2 separate regions of the Homo sapiens genome follow, and region 1 is linked to region 2. Evidence: chromatin contacts called from ENCODE Hi-C or POLR2A ChIA-PET data. All regions are on one chromosome and are shown on one strand. Each heading gives the region's core, a stretch centred on a gene start or an enhancer-like site at or near the end of the contact. The rest is flanking DNA. Distances are from core to core; before and after follow the strand shown.

Evidence for each region. Hi-C counts contacts between places; a loop is a spot of excess contacts on that map. ChIA-PET counts read pairs that join two places held with the same protein, here RNA polymerase II (POLR2A). Pooled maps may share reads with other maps.
Region 1: a map of HepG2 shows a loop between it and region 2 (5-fold over the local background). The contact joins the promoter of LINC03011 here to the enhancer-like site in region 2. A Hi-C loop is called at or near these places in 2 of 168 maps with a recorded cell type or tissue (HepG2 and K562) and 3 of 50 pooled maps. POLR2A ChIA-PET finds 5 or more read pairs at or near these places in 10 of 52 experiments (BJ, Caco-2, GM12878 and 7 more).

The regions. Positions count from the first base shown.
Region 1 is chr7:66,491,799-66,498,950 of GRCh38, reverse strand. It overlaps LINC03011 (long intergenic non-protein coding RNA 3011), which reads right to left and starts at 5,319. Exons shown (of 2, transcript NR_134573.1): 1 at 5,214-5,319; 2 at 3,477-3,696. RefSeq lists enhancers at 5,421-5,630, 7,125-7,152.
Region 2 is chr7:66,438,199-66,445,076 of GRCh38, reverse strand. It overlaps the pseudogene RABGEF1P2. Among named protein-coding and RNA genes, the nearest start is that of LINC00174, 41 kb to the right of the region's middle. Within about 2 kb of position 5,153, at least 4 of the 41 ENCODE cell types and tissues checked have a DNase peak (open chromatin) inside an H3K27ac peak, as active enhancers do; they include Panc1, where a contact is called at or near this core.

The DNA of each region.
Region 1 (7,152 bases), core at 4,070-6,569, 54 kb before region 2:
TTAGCTGGGCATGGTGGCATGTGCCTGTAGTCCCAGCTACTCGAGAGGCTGAGGCAGGAGAATCGCTTGAACCCAGGAGGCGGAGGTGGCAGTGAGCCGAGATCACACCACTGCACTCCAGCTCAAAAAAAAAAATTTTTTTTTTTAATTAACAAGTTCTAGTATCTAAAATGAGCAAAATCGTCACGTGTGGTGGATCACACCTGTAATCCCAGCACTTTGGGATGCCAAGGCACGTGGATCATCTGAGGTCAGGAGTTCAAGACCAGGCTGCAGTGAGTCAAGATTGCACCACTGCACTCCAGCCGGGGAGACAGAGTGAGACTCCATCTCAAAAAAAAAAAAAAAAAAAAAGAAAAAAAAAAAAGTAAATATGCGTTTGAAAAGAACAGCATCAGCCAAGTACAGTGGCTCACGCCTGTAATCCCAGCACTTTGGGAGGCCAAGGGTGGAGGATAGCTGAGCCCAGGAGTTTGAGACCACCCTGGGCAACATGGTGAAACCCTGTCTCTACAAAAAATACAAAAATTAGCCAACTGTGGTAGCACAACCTGTAGTCTCAGCTACTTAGGAGGCTGGGGGAAGGATTGCTTGAGTCTGGGAGGTCGAGGCTGCAGTGAGCCATGATTGCGCCACCTCACTCCAGCCTGGGCAACAGAGCAAGAACCTCTCTCAAAAAAGAAAAAAAAAACATGCAAAAAGAAAACAAAACAGAACAGCATCATTTCCTTATCATTAGTTTGAAGGAAGGGAATCACTGGTAAAAGTTTCCATTTTCTTTTTTTTGAGATGGAGTCTCACTCTGTTGCCCAGGCTGGAGTGCAGTGGCATGATCTTGGCTCACTGCAAGCTCCACCTCCCGGGTTCACACCATTCTCCTGCCTCAGCCTCCCAAGTAGCTGGGACTACAGGCACCCGCCACCATGCCTGGCCAATTTTTTGTATTTTTTAGTAGAGATGGGGTTTCACCATGTTAGCCAGGATGGTCTCAATCTCCTGACCTCGTGATCCGCCCGCCTCAGCCTCCCAAAGTGCTGGGATTACAGGTGAGAGTCACTGTGCCTGGCCAAAAGTTTTCATTTTCAAAAAAAGCATTAAAATGTAGTGTGAGGCCAGGCATGATGGCACATTCCTGTAATCCCAGCACTTCCGGAAGCTGAAATGGATAGCCTGAGCCCAGGAGGTTAAGGCTGCAGTGAGCAGTGTTTGTGTCGCTGCACACCAGCAGCCTGGGCAACAGAAGAAGAGCCTGTCTCAAAACAACAAAACATGGTTTACCACAACCAACAGGAAAATTCTGGATAAAGCTATGTATGAAATATTTACTGCTCTGCTCAACAAGGTAGTGCAGAGGTCAAGGGCAAAAGTCCTGGGGTCAGGTCACCTAGTCTGCTGTCTAATTAGCTGTGTCATCTTTGGAAAGGTACTTGAACTCTCTGTGCCTTATAATTCATTTTCTAAAATGTGGGCAGGGCGTGGTGGCTCATGCTTGTAATCCCAGCACTTTGGGAGGCCAAGGCGGGTGAATCATCTGAGGCCAGGAGTTCGAGACCAGCCTGGTAAACAAGGTGAAACGTGGTCTCTATTAAAAACACAAAAATTAGCTGGGTGTGGTAGTGGGCACCTGTAATCCCAGCTACTGGGGAGGCTGAGGTTGGAGAATTGCTTGAACCCAGGAGGCAGAGGTTGCAGTGAGCCGAGATCATGCCACTGCACTCCAGCCTGGATGACAGAACAAGACTCTGTCTCAAAAACAAACAAACAAAAAGTGGATAGCAGTATCTACCTCGAAGAATTGTTATGGGATTGACAGTGCAGAGAACCTAGCAACTATAAAATAAAAAAAAGTTTCAGGACCCTCTATAAATTTATCATGCCAGGAGGGAAGTTACACCCTGACCGAGTCACATAGCATGTTTGCAACTTCTGCTTCTGTTTTTTTTTTGAGACGGAGTCTCGCTCTGTCGCCCGGGTCAGAGTGCAGTGGCAGGATCTCAGCTCACTGCAAGCTCCACCTCCCGGGTTCACGCCATTCTCCTGCCTCAGCCTCCCAAGTAGCTGGGACTACAGGTGCCCGCCACCAAGCCCAGCAAATTTTTTGTGTTTTTAGTAGAGACGGGGTTTCACTGTGTTAGCCAGGCTGGTCTCGATCTCCTGACCTCATGATCCACCTGCCTCAGCCTCCCAAAGTGCTGGGATTACAGGTGTGAGCCACCGCGCCCGGCCACTTCTGCTTCTTAAATTATAATTTATTCCTTCCTTATTATTTTCATTCGGTAAATGACTATGAGAGACCAGAGACTAGTCCTACTCTCCTTCCAATCACTCATCTTTATTACACATTAACTGCCTCCTTTATTGTTCTGTACCTCACACCAGATGGCACAAAAGACCCCATGACTTACATCTTCAGTGTAGAAGGTAAAATACACCTTTCCCGGAAAAAAGACCACCTAGTCTGGGCGCCGTCACTCATGCCTGTAATCCCGGTACTTTGGGAGGCTGAGGTGAGTGGACTGCTTAAGCCCAGGAATTTGAGACTGGCCTGGGCAATGTGGTGAAACCCTGTCTCTACAAAAAATACAAAAATTAGTCAGGTGTGTTGGTGCACGCCTGTAGTCCCAGCTACTAGGGATGCTGAGGTGGGAGGATCACTTGAGCCAGGAGGCTGAGGCTGTAATGAGTTGCGATTGCACCACTGCACTCAGCCTGGGTGACAGAGTCAAAGAAAGACCACCTGAACCAATCAGATTGTTTTAACTACGTATTAAGCCTTAAACGGAGAGATGCTGAAATTCTGCTAAACTTCCCTAAACTTTGTCTATGCAAGTGATCCCAAACTTCTAAGCCTTGGAACACTGTCTTCCACCCTTGGGTACCTGCGCTTCCCAGGTGGCTCTCCTTAAACTCTGTGCATGAATAAACTCCCTTTAGATTCTGACCCTTTTGATTATTTGAGGTTGACACACTGTGCAATATACATCACAATACCAAATATTAACCTTCAGAGTAGTCTGTGACATTTAGGTAGAAGTCTTTTTTTTAGATGGAGTCTTGCTTTGTTGCCCAGGCTGTAGCGCAGTGGCATGATCTTGGCTCACCGCAACATTGGCCTCACAGGTTCAAGCGATTCTCCTGCCTCAGCCTCCCAAGTAGCTGGGACTAAAGGCGCCCACCACCACGCCCATCTAATTTTTGTATTTTTAGTAGAGATGGGGTTTTGCCATGTTTGCCAGGCTGGTCTCGAACTTCTGACTCCAGGCGATCGACCACCTAGGTCTCCCAAAGTGCTGGGATTACAGACATAAGCTACCGTGCCCTGCCAACATTTAGGTAGAAATCTTACACATATTCCTATCTTTGTTCTCTCCCCACTTACATTTCTGACCTCTTCTTTACAGCTAAGAACAAATCATTTGTGGACTTGAAAAGAGTTATCATAGTAACTGAAAAAAAAACCCCAAAAACCAGAAGAGTTAAAATGCCATTCTTGCTGCTCTTTTAATTAATCAACCCTAAAAAGGCTAACTCACTTGGACACTACTTAATTAACAATCAATTAGTAAGGAAAAGATATTGAAGCAGTAAACTTAAGTGGCGGCGAAAAGTTCTGTTGACCAAACATGGATTCTCTCCTCCTAGAACCAAGTTACAGTTGGAGTTACAGAAAATACTTTGAACAGGTCCTTCGGCATCCTGTAGGAAATCAGACAAAAACACAGATCAGTTACTTTCTCTTTTTTCTTTTTTTGACACAGTGTCTCACTCTGTCGACCAGGCTGGAGTGCAGTGGCGAGATCACCGCTCACTGCAGCCTCCACCTCCTGGGCTCAAGCGATCCTCCCGCCTCAGCCCCGCAAGCAGAGGGGACTACAAGCCCGTGCCACCATGCCCAGCTAATTTTTTGTGTGTGTGTGTGATGGAGTCTCGCTCTGTGGCCCAGGCTGGAGTGCAGTGGAGCGATCTCCGCTCACTGCAAGCTCCGCCTCCCGGGTTCACACCACTCTCCTGCCTCAGCCTCCTGAGTAGCTGGGACTACAGGCGCCCACCACGACGCCCAGATAATTTTTTGTATTTTTGTAGAGACCGAATTTCACCATGTTGCCCAAGCTAGTCTGGAACGCCTGAGCTCAAGGGATCCGCCCACCTAGGCCTCCCAAAGTGCTGGGATTACGGGTGTGAGCCACTGGGCCGGCCCAATAACTTTCTTCAGTCTGAGCATGAGCACTGGAAGAAAAGCTCTCACTTGCATATATTTTTTTTTTAGAGACAGGGTCTCCCTCTGTCACCCAGGCTGAAGTGCAGTGGTGTAATCTCGGCTCACAGTAACCTCAACCTCCCGGGCTCCATCGCATATATATATATATATATACACACACATATATATAGTTTTTTATTTTTTAGACGGAGTCTTGGTCTGTCGCCCAGGCTAGAGTGCAGTGGCACGATCTCGGCTAACTGCAGCCTCTGCCTCCCGGGTTCAAGCAATTGTCTGCCTCTGCCTCAACCTCCCGAATAGCTGGTATTACATGTGCCCGCCACCACGCCCGGCTAATTTTTGCATTTTTAGTAGAGACGGGATTCACCATGCTGGCCAGGATGGTCTTGAATTCCCGACCTCGTGATCCACCTGTCTCGGCCTCCCAAAGTGCTGGGATTACAGGCGTGAGCCACCGCGCCCGGCCCGATCGCTTATATTTTTAAAAAGATGTTTTCTTGGTTTCCTAGCCCCTCGTACCCCCTACAAAGTTCCAAAGGCTTTGATGTTGTTGCAACGGCCATCAGAGGTCAAGCCGAGGGGTGCAGCTCCCTAATGCGGTGCAGCCTCAGACGGGGCCGATCCTGCCCAGGATGAGCGGCGCCAGGGGTGGGGGACGCTGCCGGCGTCCCCGGGACCTGGCTGGGGGAGGAGTTGGGGGGCGCACCTACACAGGCTCAGGTGACGCGAGTGTGCGGCAAGGGCTGTAGCCGGAGCTAGCGGACTTGTGGCCACTGAGGAGCTTCTGCCTGAACGTGCCCTCCAGGCGACAGCCGCTTGGTGCGCAGCGCCTGCTCGCTAAGCGTCAGGCCCTTGCTGCGCCCTACGCCGCAGGCTGGGAAGTAGCGCAGGCAGTAGTAGTACAGGCAGCGGTAAAGCTCCTCCTTGTAGCTTATTGGTGTCGGCGGCCTGGTCTGGGCCTGCGGACCCTAACCCACCGCCTGCTGACACTGACCGGCAGTCTGTGGCCATGCGTCTGCGCATGCGCTCTCCTGGAATACCCAGCCGCTGCGCCTCGAGTTCCGATTGGTTCTACAGAAGGGGCGGGCCTGTGAGATATCACAGGGGCGCGCCTCAGCTGACGTCACAGGCGCGGGCCTTCCGGCGTCGTAATAGCGCCGGCCTTCGGCGACGTCACAGTGGCGCTACAGTGCCTGGAGCTGCGCTGGTTTTTCCTCGGAGTGGAGCCTGGTAACCGCGACTTCCCCGCCATGTTCTGTGTGTTGCTGGCTGGAGAAGGGTGGTTGACAAACTCCGACCCAGCACAGTGTTTCTGTGGGTCAAAACTAGAAAACTATGTCCAGGCTCGGCCGAGGCGGAAGGATCCGTTCAGGCCAGGAGTTAAAGAGCTGCCTGGGCAACATGGCGCGACCCCATCTCTGTAGTCCCACCTCAGCTTCCCAGATACTTGAACCCCAAGGTTCAAGGCTGCAATGAGCTATGATCCCATCACAGCACTCCATCCTGCGAGACGGAGGTAAACCTTGTCTAAAAAAATAAACTATCCAAGTGTACAACAGGGAGGGACTGCTTAAAGAAAACATGATAATTGTATGTTCAAATACTTTTAACAAGTGCAAAATGTATAGGCTGAAATAAATAGGGCTGGCCGGGCACGTTGGCTCACGCCTGTAAATTCCAACATTTTGTGTGCTCGAGGCATTCCGATCAGTAGACATGGGTGAAACCCCATGTCTACTAAAAATATAAAAATTAGGCCAGGAACTTTGCATCGTTTTAGGGGGCTCGCATCTCCCTAAGGGCCCGGTAATTGAACCCCTTGGACCTGAGGGTGAGAAACCTTGGCTCAGTTCTTCCCAGGGTGATCAGCCCAGGGGTAAGCGAGGAGAGACCAGAAAACAGGACCCATGAGAAGGTCCCCCTCCTGGAGTTTGAGGCCCATTCCTTCTTGTCCCTGCGTCTCCTCTTTCCAGGACTCCTCCCTGCTCTGCCCCACTCCTGGGAGTGGGGTCATGGCCATGGGGGGCTGCTTTTGGGTACAGGCCCCAGCGGCAACCCTGGGCCCAAAGTGGGCAGGCTCACCTGGAGGGGATCAGAGTCACATGGCAAGACGCAAGGGGAAAAGCCGCGCTGGAACCGCACCTCTCTGCCCCCTGATGTCAGTGGGTGCACTCTTCCCTCACCTCACTCAGGCAGCGGCTTGAGTTCCATGGGAGCACTGTCCTGCTCCCTCTGCTGCCTCTTTTTAGTCTTGGGGCTACTATAACACTTTCCCTTCCCCAGCCCTGCCAACCTGGTGGGACATTGGGCTTCCCTCTTCCTGGGGACAGGCGGGTCCTGGGGACAAGCCTGTCCTGTATCATACCTGCAGCGAGACTCTTTTTTTCTCCAGGACCTGCGGAGCAGCCAGGCTTCATGAGTTAAATGCAGATCTGAACCATACCCAGTTGGGATTGGGGTACACACTCTACTCCTCTGAAAACTAGCTAGGGGTTCGAACTTGGTGAGAGGGAGAGTGGGACAGAGCCAGACCAGACAAGGACTGATCACCTGGAAAAACCTGCCATCAAAGACCTTGACGAGTGCTGGGGGCGGTGGCTCATGCCTGTAATCCCAACACTTTGGGAGGCTGAGACAGGTGGATCACTTGAGGCCAGGAGTTCGAGTCCCGCCTGGGCAACATGGCAAAACCCTGTCTCTACTAAAAATACAAAAATTAGCTAGGTATGCTATGCTCCTGTAATCCCAGCTACTCGGGAGGTTGAGGCAGGAGAATCGTTTGAACTGGGGAGGTAGAGGTTGCAGTGAGCTGAGATTGTGTCACTGCCCTCCAGCCTGGGTGACAGAGTGAGACTCCGTCTCAAAAAAAAAAAAAAAACCCACCTGAAGAAGGTTTCCAGTTCTGCCAGCAGTCCCCCATCCAACCCCCAGAA
Region 2 (6,878 bases), core at 3,904-6,403:
GAACCTGGAAGGCAGAGGTTGCAGTGAGCCGAGAATGCGCCGGTGTACTCCCGCCTGGGCTGCAGAGTGTGAGACTCCTCAAAAAAAAAAAAAAAAAAGAGAGAGATTGGGCAATGGAAGGCTTGATAATCATGGTCTACTTGCTATTCCTGAAATACAAGCTTTGTTTCTGTATTAAAAACATAAGGTGCAGCTTGGTCCAGTGGCTCATGCTTGTAATTCCAGCATTTTGGAGACTGAGGCAGGAGGATCGCTTGATCCCAAGAGTTCAAGACCAGCCTGGGTAACATAGTGAGATTCCATCTCTTAAAAATAATAATAATTAGCCGGGCTAGTGCCTGTAGCCCCATCTACTCTGGAGGCTGAGGTCGGAGGATCATTTGAGCCTGGGAGGTTGAGGCTGCAGTGAGCTGTGATCGTGCCACTGTATTCCAGCCTGGGTGACAGAGCGAGACCCTGATTAAAAAAACAAACAAACAAACAAACAAAAACGCAAGGTGACTTTAAGTTGAAGAGCAAGCACTTGCCATTTGAGCCCTAGCCAAAACTATGAACTGTAATGTGGGTGAGGTTGTTCTTTTCCATATTTCCTTCTTCTTCACTTCTTTCACCTTACACACTGAATCCCTATTGGCTGTTCAAACATAACTAACCTCCTCCCTGTGTACCAAACACCTGAACTGTCTCTCACTTTCCCCTCTCTAATCCAAACTTGTGGCCTCTTAATAGGGGTTGATTTTTAGGAAGCTTAGAGAAAAACAACAAAGTGTTGATTTTAGTAACTTGTATGGTCATAACTAGCTAATAGAATTAATCTTCATTTACATTTTAAAAGGAGATTTTTTTTCTTTTTTAAGCAAAAGTGTCCTTTGGAAAAGTATGTGTGGGAGGGAAGCATGTTGTAAGCAAAGCAATAAAGGAAATGAGTAGGGTTTTCCTGTCTTTGACTGGTGTACAGACCTCCAAAGTCAGAGGGATTGGTGTTATTCTAAAGAGTCTTCAGTCCTCTCTGGCTTACTGAGGTGTAGTTATAGCATAGTCAACAGCTCAGGGTTTGGATTTAAGTGCACAGACCTGGGTTCAAATTCCAGTCTTTATAAGTGACTGCAACATTATTCAAGTTACTTAACATATTCAAGCCTCAGCTTCCTCATTTGTAAATATCATAAGTGTACTACCTGATAGACTTGTGAAGATTATACAAAATAGCATTGTAAAAGTACCTAGTGCATAATAGACATTACCTATATGTAAGTTTATACTACCATTATTATTTTGTCAGATGGAATATGTATTATGTTTTTATTGGGTTGAGTGTTCTGTCAATGTCAGGTAGGTCAAGTTGGTTAATAACATCATTCAAGTTTTCTGTCTTTACTGACTTTTTAAAAATATCTCTCTGTCAATTACTAAGCGAGGATTATTGAAATCTCCAAATATCATTGTGAATTTGTTTCTCCTTTCAGTTCTATCAAATTTTGTTTTATGTGTTTTGAAACAGTGTTATTAGTATATACAAATTTAGGATTGCTGTGTTTTCTTGAAGAATTAACCCCTTTTTTATGATGAGATACCTCTCTGTGTTCTTGATAATATGGTCCATGTTCTTAAGTTTACTTTGTCTAACATTGGTATAACCACTTAAGCTCTATTTCATTGTTTCAGAGTATCCTCTTCCTTTCATTAGTTTTTAACATATTTGTATCTTTATATTTAAAGTAAATTTCTTACAGACAACATGAAGTGAGGTCTTGTTTTTTAATCTAATACGATAATCTCTGACATTTAATCAGACTGTTTATAGCATTTGTAATTAATGTGATTTTTGATAAGGGAAGTTTTACCCCTGTCATCTTGCTCTTTGTGTTTATCTCATCTTGTCTTAGTTCCTTTTCTCCTCTTTTCTTGCCTTCTTTATGACCACACCTTTACCTCCACTATCAGCTTGTTAGCTACACCTCTTTGTTCTGTTTTGTTTTGTTTGGTTTTTATTACCGGTTGTTCTGGGCTTTACAGAATACATCTTTAACTTACTTACCTTCAAGTAATATTTATACCACTTTACAGAAAAAAATTTTTTTAATAATAGTATTATACGACTTTACATATAAGAATCTTAAACAGGATTCTTATATTTCTTCCTCCCGTCCTTCGTGCTGTGGTTCTACATGCTACTTGGTGGTTCTTTCTCTCATCTTGGGTAGTTTCCTCATATGCATGTGTAGTACTCAGCCACACTCAAGGGAACCCTCTGCAGATACCTGGAGCTTTTTCTGTTAGCCCTCTCCCCTCCATAGCGTTTGCATGATATTTTGCCATGCAAATTCTGGTCACATTGGCCTCCCTGAACTCCAAATGCTATCTCCTCAATTCAGCAATTCAGCTAAGCTGTGTTTGAGTGGCCTCTCCCTGTGCCAAGACTTTAAAACTCTCCCAGCAGTGAGCTGGGACACTGTAGGACAGACTGTGTTTGTTTCCTGTCTTTCAGGAGTTAATCTGCTGTTTACCTGTCGTCCAATGTCTGAAAACCTTTCTTTCATATATTTGACGTTGCAGTTGTTAAGATAGTAGGGTAAACCTGATGCCATCAGATTATTCCGTCATGACTGGAAGTGGAATTATCTGACAGAGAAGGATTTTTGATAAAGATTTTTTTCCTAATCATACAGATGTCAGCACAATCTTTGGTTTTTTATTTACATAAAAAATATTTTAGAAAAGATGTTGCTCTTTTTGTTTTGAATTAGATTGTACCTGATTTATTTATGTGCTTAAAAAAATAGGTAGTATATCCAAATGACTCAAACGTAACAGATACGGTTAGAAGTTTCCTTTCTACTTTGTCTCTCGCCCATCTAGTTCCTAAGTACCACTGCTATTGTTCCCCTACTTTCTTTTTTTTTGAGATGGAGTCTGTCTCTGTCACCCAGGCTGGAGTGCAGTGGCGCGATCTCGGCTCACTGCAAGCTCCGCCTCCCGGGTTCATGCCATTCTCCTGCCTCAGCCTCCCGAGTAGCTGGGACCACAGGCGCCTGCCACCACACCCAGCTAATTTTTTGTATGTTTAGTAGAGACGGGGTTTCACCGTGTTAGCCAGGATGGTCTTGATCTCCTGACCTCGTGATCCGCCCACCTCGGCCTCCCAGAGTGCTGGAATTACAGGCGTGCGCCACCGCGTCCCGCCTATTGTTCCCCTACTTTCCCAGAACTTTTGTTATTAGTTTCTTGTGTATCCTCTTTCTGTGCTTTTATTCTAATTTATAAAAACGTATATTCTTACCCCACTACCCCGTTTTATATAAAACATAGCACAGTGTACATACCTTACTTTTTTTTTTTTTTTTTTTTGAGACCAGGTCTCACTCTGTCACCCAGGCTGGAGTGCAGTCAAACTCCTGGGCTCAAGCGATCCTTCTGCCTCAGCCCCTCCAAATAGCTGGCACTATAGGTACGCACTACCATGCCTGGCTAATGTTTTTACTTTTTGTAGAGAGCGCATCTCACTATGTTGCTAATTTATGTTTTTGCTTCCAATACATTTATGAGCTCTTTCCATATCAGTACACAAGAAGCATACTTTTTAATTTTAAAACCCTATGGCATTTTATTTTATGGATTAAAGGATAATTTATTTAGTCCCTCAGTGATGGCCAGTTATTTCCAGTCTTTTGCTATTACCAGTAATGCTAAAATGTACATATTTCATTTGGTACATGTAAGATTTTATTAGTAGAAAATTTTGGAGAAATAGAAATGTTAGGCCAGGCACAGTAACTCACACCTGTAATCCCAGCACTTTAGGAGGCCGAGGCTGGTGGATCACCTGAGGTCGGGAGTTCAAGACCAGCCTGACCAACATGGAGAAACCCCTTCTCTATTAAATATACACAATTAGCCAGGCGTGGTGGCACATGCCTGTAGTCCCAGCTACTCGGGAGGCTGAGGCAGGAGAATCGCTTGATCCCAGGAGGTGGAGGTTGTTAACTGAGATCGCGCCATTGCACTCCAGTGTAGGCAACAAGAGTGAAATTCCGTCTCAAAAAAAAAAACAAAAAACTCCTGAAGATCAAAGATTATAAGGAATTACTCTGAGAGCGAGACGCAGTGTTTTGTACCTGTAATTCCAGCACTTTGGGAGGCTGAGATAGGAGGATCATCTGAGGTTAGGAGTTTGAGACCAGCCTGGTCAACATGGTGAAACCCTGTCTCTACTAAAATACAAAATTATCTGGGCGTGGTGGGGCATGCCTGTAATCCTAGCTACTTGAGAGACTGAGGCAGGAGAATCATTTGAACCTGGGAGGCAGATGTTGCAGTGAGCTGAGATCCACTGCGCTCCAGCGTGGGTGACAGAGTGAGAATCCGTCTCAAAAAAAAAAAAAATTTAAGAAACTGTAGAATAGGTAGGTTAATATCTTTAAAACATACTTTCTGGCCAGATGCGGTGGCTCACGCCTGTAATCCCAGCATTTTGGGAGGCTGAGGCGGGCGGATCACCTGAGGTCAGGTGTTCGAGACTAGCCTGACCAACATGGCGAAACCCCATCTCTACTAAAAATACATAAAATAGCTGGGCATGATGGCACATGCCTGTAGTCCCAGCTACTTGGGAGGCTGAGGCAGGAGAATCGCTTGAACCCAGGAGGTGGAGGTTGCAGTGAGCCGACATCACACCACTGCACTCTAGCCTGGCGACAGAGCGAGACTCCGTCTCAAAAACAAAAAAAAAATACAAGAATTAGCTGGGTGTGGTGGCACTCGCATGTAATTGCAGCTAGTTGGAGACTGAGCCAGGAGAATCGCTTGAACCTAGGAGGCAGAGGTTGCAGTGAGCTAAAGTCTTGCCACTGCACTCTGGCCTGGGTGACAGAGCAGTACTCTGTCTCAAAAAAAAAAAAAAAATCAAATAAAACATACCTTTTTAAAAAATTATTTTTAGGAAATCATTGGGATATGGGGAACTTAAATTCCTTATAAACATTAGAGAGCATAGTTCAAAATCAGGAGGCTTAGAATGTGGTCAGAGACCAAGTGGTAGTTCATACTTTCTGAAAGCACTTACTGCCTGTTACAACATCCTTATCTCTCTTGTGTAAATGTTCCATTTTCCTTTCAGTGTGTTTATTTGAAGAGGGGAAAGAATTGTCTGCCCAGCCGGTGGGATAGTGTAGTGCATGTTTCCCTTGTCTCTTCATTTTATGCTTTGTCGTGTTCATCTTGCTATTAATACTTTGGATGCGTTCTTTCACTTTGATCAGTATGACTCACCAACGAAATGGTGGGTAAATAATTGTGAGTCTCCACATAAACACATTAACCTTTGCCTTTTTGTTAAGTAAAATGGGATTTGGAAAGGTTGTCTGACATTTATAAGTACCTAACATTTCAGTGCTTCTATTGATTGTTATTCTATTTGTTGACTAGTTTTATAAACTCCAGCAGTCTTTGAGAAGCCTAGTGGTGCCATTTCAGTGTTCATGATTGAATAGATAGATCAAAGCATGATAGATTTTGGCAAAGAAAATACTAATAGAACAACTTTTATTTCAGTAGGAATATCTTTTAGATAATGTAGTTTTGTCTACTCATACTTTCTACTTGTAAAACAGATTTAGTTTAAGGGAAGTTGTCCAACCACTCAAACATAAAATGATTTAAATTCAAGTTTAACTTTGATGAAACATAATTTAAATAACCTTAGGTAAGATACTTAAAGTAATTCCATGCATGGATCTTTTATGTCTTGAAACTTACTATGTTTAATTTTCCCAGCTGAAATTCAGGAAGCAAAAGCTCCCAGTCCTTCCATAAACCGGCAAACCAGCATTGAAATGGATAGAGTGTCTAAGGAGTTCATAGAATTTCTCAAGACCTTCTGCAAGACAGGCCAAGAAATCTATAAACTGACCAAGCTGTTTTTGGAAGGGATGCATTACAAAAGGGTAGGTTGAGAATAATCACATAGAAACATAGAGTTTTGGTTTGAGGAAAGGTCTTAGAGATAATATAGTGCAACCTTGTCATTTTATGCCTGAGAAAATCAAGACCAAGAGATGTTAAATTACTTACCTAAGAAAAGCCTCTGAATCAAGCTAAAACCCAACTCTTAGGCTAGTACTTTTCCACTGCAACTCAGTGGTGTTTGAATCATCTTTGTGTGGAAATTCTGACCTTGAAGCCACTTGAATTATGTGCTTTAGTAACAGGCCTTTTTGACTTGTGACCTTGTAAATAGTATAAACTGCCATAGTAGACCTTTAACTCTGTGCAACCATTGTTAGGCCAGTGGCAGTAATTTTAAGGGTTGTTGTTGTTGAATTCTGTTTTGTTTTTTGTATTTTGATTTTGAATTTTTTCATTCAGTTAGAGAAAGGACAGATAGAATTTAGACAAGAAAGGGACTTTAGCAGCTATGGAGTTTCAGTCCCTTTATTTTATAGATGAGGAAGTTGAGAGCCCAAGAGGATAAGTGACTTGTCCAGGTTACACAGCTAGATTTTGCCAATGTCAAGTAGTTGTGACTTCCACACCTGTTTCTTTTATCCATAATTTCTGACCCATAATTTCAGTGGCAATAATTCATGAGACTCCCTGTAAAGGAAATCATTTTGTAAATAGGGATTAATTCTGTTGTAACATTCTATAACCATTAAACTCAGAATTAGCTCCAAAAGTTCCTTCTATGCAGTAAGGAAGTCTTAGAAAGAAAAAGGAAATTAGAAAAGCAGCAGGGTGTTTAACTGTTTAGCTATATTCTAGCTGGGGTCAGCAATCACTAGGCTAATAAGCAGTGGACTTGTGTTGAAATAATTTTTAGATATTGAATTCAGTTTGTAAAGGAGAAAAGCTTGCTTTCTTGCCCTTCAGAAATGTAATTA